Regions from separate parts of the Homo sapiens genome. Here region 1 is linked to region 2. Evidence: chromatin contacts called from ENCODE Hi-C or POLR2A ChIA-PET data. All regions are on one chromosome and are shown on one strand. Each heading gives the region's core, a stretch centred on a gene start or an enhancer-like site at or near the end of the contact. The rest is flanking DNA. Distances are from core to core; before and after follow the strand shown. Region 1 has its middle 9.4 kb from the start of TRIM31-AS1. Region 2 holds the start of POLR1H (RNA polymerase I subunit H).

Evidence for each region. A loop is a pair of places that touch in the nucleus more often than their neighbours do. ChIA-PET counts read pairs that join two places held with the same protein, here RNA polymerase II (POLR2A). Pooled maps may share reads with other maps.
Region 1: POLR2A ChIA-PET joins it to region 2 with 16 read pairs in MCF 10A. The contact joins the enhancer-like site here to the promoter of POLR1H in region 2. A Hi-C loop is called at or near these places in 49 of 168 maps with a recorded cell type or tissue (A673, B cell, CD14-positive monocyte and 30 more), 28 of 37 single-sample maps with no recorded cell type and 42 of 50 pooled maps. POLR2A ChIA-PET finds 5 or more read pairs at or near these places in 35 of 52 experiments (A549, A673, AG04449 and 28 more).

Annotation. Positions count from the first base shown.
Region 1 is chr6:30,094,260-30,097,407 of GRCh38, forward strand. No RefSeq gene overlaps it. Among named protein-coding and RNA genes, the nearest start is that of TRIM31-AS1, 9.4 kb to the right of the region's middle. Within about 2 kb of position 1,617, at least 5 of the 41 ENCODE cell types and tissues checked have a DNase peak (open chromatin) inside an H3K27ac peak, as active enhancers do; they include PC-3 and PC-9, where a contact is called at or near this core.
Region 2 is chr6:30,059,793-30,063,096 of GRCh38, forward strand. POLR1H (RNA polymerase I subunit H) reads left to right here and starts at 1,473. Exons shown (of 4, transcript NM_170783.4): 1 at 1,473-1,877; 2 at 2,125-2,225; 3 at 2,432-2,541. The coding sequence starts at 1,733. It also overlaps the pseudogene POLR1HASP and a transcript of PPP1R11 not described here. RefSeq lists enhancers at 500-1,366, 1,367-2,232.

The sequences.
Region 1 (3,148 bases), core at 367-2,866, 35 kb after region 2:
GAAACACACTCTGGTGACACAGGTTGTAGAGATTGTTCTGTCTGCAGGTGGATAGATTGGAGGCAGGAGGAGAGCAGTCAGGTAGGAGAGATCCCGTGGGGTGGACAAGCCTGGCCCCTGGAAACAGAGTCGGGGGAGAGGAAGCAAGGGTGAGAAACTGGGCTGAGGAAATGAGTGGGTGACAGATCTTCACATGGCTGGTAGGGGGAAAAAAAAGGAACACAGAACACAATTAGATTATTTTCAGGATTTTCATCGCAGTTATATATGCAAATAAAAAGTTAAACAAGTTGATGAGTTAATTTTTTAAAATGGCAGCCCTCACCCCCATCTCCACTACTTTCAACTCTTTTAGCTGTTTTGGTGTTCACCTTCACATCTGTAAATACAAGGATTATATTATTACTATTTGCTCTTCTAATTTTAGGCATTATCTATTATTGATTTGCTGTTATCAAAGATATAGCTTTTTCTTGTAACCACAACCTCACTTGATCCCACAAACACATATCCTCACTATTCCCACTGTCCCTGGTTTATAGCTATTTCAAATACACACACACACACACACACACACACACACACACACACATTTCTATGTGTATAAAACACAGATATGTAAATACACACAAACATGTCCTGAAGGATCAAATCAAACTAGGATTCAGGAAGATCATAGCTAAAGAAGACTTTCGGCTTGCACGGTGGCTCACACCTGTAATCCTAGCATTTTGGGAGGCCAAGGTGGGCGGATCACCCAAGGTCAGGAGTTCGAGACCAGCCAGACCAACATGGCAAAACCCCATCTCTACTAAAAGTACAAAAAATTAGCTGGGTGTGGTGGTGGGCACCTGTAATCCCAGCTACCTAAGAGACTGAGGCAAGAGAAGCCCTTGAACCCGGGAGGCTGAGGTTGCAGTGAGCTGAGATGTGCCAGTGCACTCCAGCCTGGGTGACAGAGCAAGGCTTCATAAAAACTTCATAAAAAAAAAAAAGAAGAAGAAGAAGAAGATTTGAACCAAAAGGTAGAGAAGCACAAGACAAGAGGCCGTGAAAAAGCAAGTCATGCATTGGTGAGTATGTGTGTGGAGGGCAGGGATGAGGAAAATTTCAGAACAGAATCAATTCAGCCTTGTGCAGAAAGGAATAATGAAGGCAGGAGGCAGCAACTTCAGGGCTGTCTGATTTGAAGGAAATATTAAAGCCTTTATCAGGAAAGGGGAATCACTAACAGTCAGACAGAAGCACCAGACTGAAGGAAAAAAGATCACAGCCCCATATCCTTAGAGAGTATCAGAGACCTCAGATGCCAGGCATCTGCCATGCTGTTGTTTTACTCTGCAGTGAGTCACTGGATCCTTGAAACTGGGGGCAAGGGTGAGATCATTACCCCAGAAGGCAGGGAGCAGAGACAACAAGGCCCTTGGGGTCCAGGCAGCTGAACCCGTCTGGTCAGAGGCCACTGTCACAAAACCAACAAAGAATTCATATCTAATAGGTTTTCCTCAGGGCTCAGATGAGTAGGTTTGGGAGTTACTGGGAGGCTGTGATACCAGGCAGGATGACAAACAAAAACAGTCAGCCAAGAAAACAAGCTTCAGAGTGTTTGCCCTGGGAGAACAATGGATGTCCGGGTAGAGCCAAAGCCACTGGCTCCTCCCTCCCCACAACTCAGAGCCACCAGGGACCTGGGCCACGTGTCCCTTTCCATGACCATGGGGTGTGTGACTGCGGGAGGCTGAAAGTGTCAGCACTGTGACCTGGAAATATATGCCTGGATTGGGGAGGTGGACACCTTGGAAATAAACTCCAGACTTCCTCTATTTGAAAAATTTTGTGGCCGGAAGCGTTGGCTCAAGCCTGTAATCTCAGCACTTTGGGAGGCCGAGGCAGGTGGATCACGAGGTCAGGAGATCGGACCAACTGGCTATGGTGAAACCCCATCTCTACTAAACAAAATACAAAAAATTAGCCGGGCATGGTGGCAGGCACCTGTAGTCCCAGCTACTGTGGAGGCTGAGGCAGGAGAATGGCATGAACCCGGGAGGCAGAGCTTGCAGTGAGCCGAGATCGCACCACTGCCCTCCAGCCTAGGCAACAGAGCAAGAGTCTGTCTCAAAAAAAAAAAAAAAAAAAGAAAAAAAAAAAAGAAAAGTTTTTTGCATTGAACTGGATTCTGCACATATCTATACACATGCTCCAATCCCACTAATTCATCTTTTTTCCCAATGCCCAACCTAAACACTGAGAGAAAAAAAAAGAGCAGCCTCTGACATTCAGAAGTTGGCCTAACAGAGCTAAACCATGTTATTCACCTAGTAGGCATAAACTATATTACAGAATACCAATCTCAGACAAGTTTACTCCTAGACCTTGATAAAGTGAGACAATGCAAGGCTGCTTCACAAGTTTTTCTGAGCACAGATCCAAAAAAAGACACTGTGCCACCCACAAAATACCAAACACCCCTTCTCTTGGTTAACAGAAATGTTTGCTACTTCTTTACCAATTATAGCTTTCCCCTCATTCTAGTCTCCCCTCCCTATAGAAAATATTTATTTGGGTATTCATTCACAGGATCTGCTCTGCTTTCTAACAGCATTAATCCAGAGCAAACCCCCACTTCCTTAGACCTTTCCCCAAATCACCTAACCAAAACCCAAACCCTATCATAGGTTTTTTCCTAACACTCTTATTAAAATGTCCCACACTCCCCATGGGGTGCATTCTCCATTGCTGCAAGGAGTAATAAACCCAGCATGTTTAATGACAGTTATGTTCCTGGGGGGTCTTTGGCTGGAAAACACGGGTAACAGTGTTCTTTGCTTCCTTCTTAACTCTCTGGGATCTACATTGAAGACCTGGCCCCATGTTGTGTGGGAGAAGCTGGTACAAAGGCAGGAGGTGCTCTTAGAAAGGACAAAACCAGTAATGCATTCACTCAACAAATATTTATGGAGCACCCACACATGCCACAGACTGTTCTAGGTACCAAGGACAATAGACAAATAAAGCAGGATCCCTGAATTTTTAGGAAGCTCTCAGTTGGGGTAGAGGTGAGAAACACACATAAACAGATCGTCTTGATTGTGGAGATTAGTGCAGTGATCAAAGTATGCCCTGGGGACTGCTATGTGCTTATAGATGT
Region 2 (3,304 bases), core at 223-2,722:
TCAGCCTCAGCTCAAAACCTGGCATAGTTGCTCAATAAATCTTTACTGATTAGACTGTGAGCTTTTGTTGGGAAAAGGATATGCCTTTTAATGCTTTGTTCCTTTACTGCAATTCACAGGGGATGTTGGCTGTTTTTCAAATTAAAAACAGAAAACTGAGGAGGGTAGAATTTCAAGTTCCATTTTCAAAGGAGACACACAGATAAGTGAGAATAAAAACTGTCTACGACAATCAGCTCAACAACACGTCTCCCTTTGTAAGACAGAATAACAAGCAATTTCACAGTTAAATGATAGGGCTTGTCACTCTTCAGCAGTTTGCTGAGTTTTAACCCTTTCACTATGGCGTTCTCTCCATTATTACAGAGAAAGGCAGATGGGAGCCTCTCCCAGCGAAAAGACTACAGCTTGTGTCCTTCATAGGAGAAAACAGTGATGGCTCCAGAACTTTTATATGAATGAACTTAGCACAGCTATCAGAGTGGATGGTGGTGGGAGGGCTAGCAGGAAACTAGTAAACAACTACAAGCTGCCCCTTCAGGGAAAGTTTCTACTTGGAATATAAGTTACAGATTAATGAAAATAGAAAGATTTCCCAAAGATACTTATTCTCATGTTTTATAAAAGATCAGGGAAATGTCAGCTGTCCACTTAACGGATGACATAATGAATTAAGAGTTCGATAGGCGGCAGGCACAACTAAAAGCCAAACTCGACCTAAGTCTTATGAAATCCTACTTAATGAGCTTTCTTGACTACTGCTAGCCTCACTTATCTGGCAGGAGTCGAAGGAGAGGAAGCCCCAAGCTCCTCTGTTCCACCACCTCCAAAGTCCTGAACCCCTTCTCAAGTGTACCACTTCATCCCTGCTTCCTTTCGTCCCGTGGGACTAAGCATTCCTCGGGCCTTCACTCTCACCACTTGCTGTCCCTCAAAAAGCCGACTCACCCCTTTCCAAGCGCAGTGAACCGTCCGCAAAGCACGAGGCCGGTTGCGAGCTGCAGAAAGCCCACGCTCGCCAGCGGGACCCAAGGAACGCTAGAACTATACGTCCCAGAACACTTAGCTTTGTTTTTAACTACGGTGCAGCCGCAAAAGGGAAATACCGGCTCAGGACCCAGGGGAGTTGTAGTTCTCTAATCCAAAGAAATCATTATTTGGCAACGTACGGTTTTCAGGGGGATATACCCCGCGACTGCGTTCCTGTAGGATGTGAGACAAAGAGAATAAATATCCCAGGATTGGGTGCTGGTGGGAAAATTTGCTGGAAGCGCAGCATTGGTTACCAATTTTGTGCTCAACCTCTCAGTACCAGGGTGAAAGTGGAGACGCAATCTCCCTTGGAAGACGTTAGTCTCCATCTCTAACGCTCCCGAGACACGGTTCGCAATTAATTATGACGTCACAGCCAATCGTCAACGCGAAAGCCTGACGCTCTAGCCGGCTCTATCTCGCTGCCCCGCCGCGGGCGCAGAGCTGGCGCTCTAGCCCACGGAGTTGGTTAACTCCTCTCACCGGCCCCTGGAAAGGGTTCCAAGTCCTTTAGTACCCGACGCTGTCTGGGAATTCCGGGCGTTTCGGCTCCTTGGTCGCAGAGGCAGGAGGCGTGCGTGGCAGGAGGGTTCGGGTTATATACTCCTAGGTCCTGGGACAGAATAGTTACGACCTCTGGGACAGGAACTCTTCTCTCTTTTGTTAATAAACTTCCAACTCCCTCCTCAGACCCGACCGCATGTCTGTCATGGACCTCGCCAATACTTGCTCCAGCTTTCAGTCGGACCTGGATTTCTGTTCAGATTGCGGCTCGGTCCTGCCTCTGCCCGGGGCTCAGGATACGGTCACCTGTATTCGCTGTGGCTTCAACATCAACGTTCGGGGTGAGAGGCTTGTACGCAGGGGTCCTGGCGGAGGGCGCAGGGTCGGAAGCTTGGGGAACTCAAGATCGGTTGGGTTGAGGAGGGGATCCTAGAGCAGGACATCAGGCGGTTGTACATTTGGTCTAGCGATGAAAACTGAGGGAAAGGATGTAGGGCCTCCTGGCCTAACCAGCCAGGGGAAAGGGGAGGTTTCCGGTGTCAGCTCTCTCTGGTTGTCTCCATAACCAGTTCTTACTTGCCTGTGCAGACTTTGAGGGGAAGGTTGTGAAGACTTCGGTTGTGTTCCACCAACTGGGGACAGCCATGCCTATGTCGGTGGAGGAAGGGCCTGAGTGCCAGGGACCTGTGGTAAGCTAATGAGATCAAGAACTGGCTCCATAAGGTGGGTAGGAAAGAAATGGAGGAGTGATTGCAAAGCTCTGGAGAGTTTTGTGCCCAATTCCAAGAGGGAAAAGAGATGTAAACCATCGACGTTTGAGAGGCGTGATCGCCTGATTCCTGTGGGAAGTAAGGGGATATGACCAGGCCTCCCTAACCCACCAGTTTCTTCCCAGGTTGACAGGCGCTGCCCTCGATGTGGTCATGAAGGAATGGCATACCACACCAGACAGATGCGTTCAGCCGATGAAGGGCAAACTGTCTTCTACACCTGTACCAACTGCAAGTGAGTATTCTTTCCCCTCCCTCTGCTCAGTCTGTTTGCTAACTAAACAAATCCAGTGATTTATTTTTTTGTACGAAATGGCCGTTTCCCTTGGTCCCATCCCTTATTTCTGTGCAGTTCTGGTAATAGGGAGATTTGTAGTTGTTTTTTATTTTTTTAAGTTACACTTTTTTAAACCTTTTTATAACCAGTGAAATAAACCTTTTAGGATTTTTTTTTTTTTTTTTTTTTTTTTTTGACAGGGTGTCGCTCTGTCACCTAGCCTGGAGTGCAGCGAGGCAATCTTGGCTCACTGCAACCTCCGCCTCCTGGGCTCAGGTAATCCTCCCACCTCAGCCTCCAAAGTAGCTGGGACCACAGACACATGCCACCACGCCTGGCTTTTTTTTTTTTTTTTTTTTTTTTTTTTTGTATTTTTAGTAGAGATGGGGTTTCTCTATGTTTCCCAGGCTGGTCTTGAACTTCTGAGCTCAAGTGATCCACCCACCTCAGCATCCCAAAGTGCTGGGATTACAGGCATGAGCCACCCCGCCTGACCTACTTTTAGGATATTTAAAAGGAAATGAAGAAAAAAAAAACAACATAAGAAGCAGGTATTGTTTAGTGGTCAGCATCTTATACTGCAGTCTTCAACCGCAGTCAAGGTAGCTTTCTTTGGAGAGAATTAGTCACACATGACTTAGAGAACATGGGCTTTCTGAATGCTTTTAAGACCTCATTTTTGTCTTTGGTGTTCTGCAGTCACTATAGTATATCAAAATAC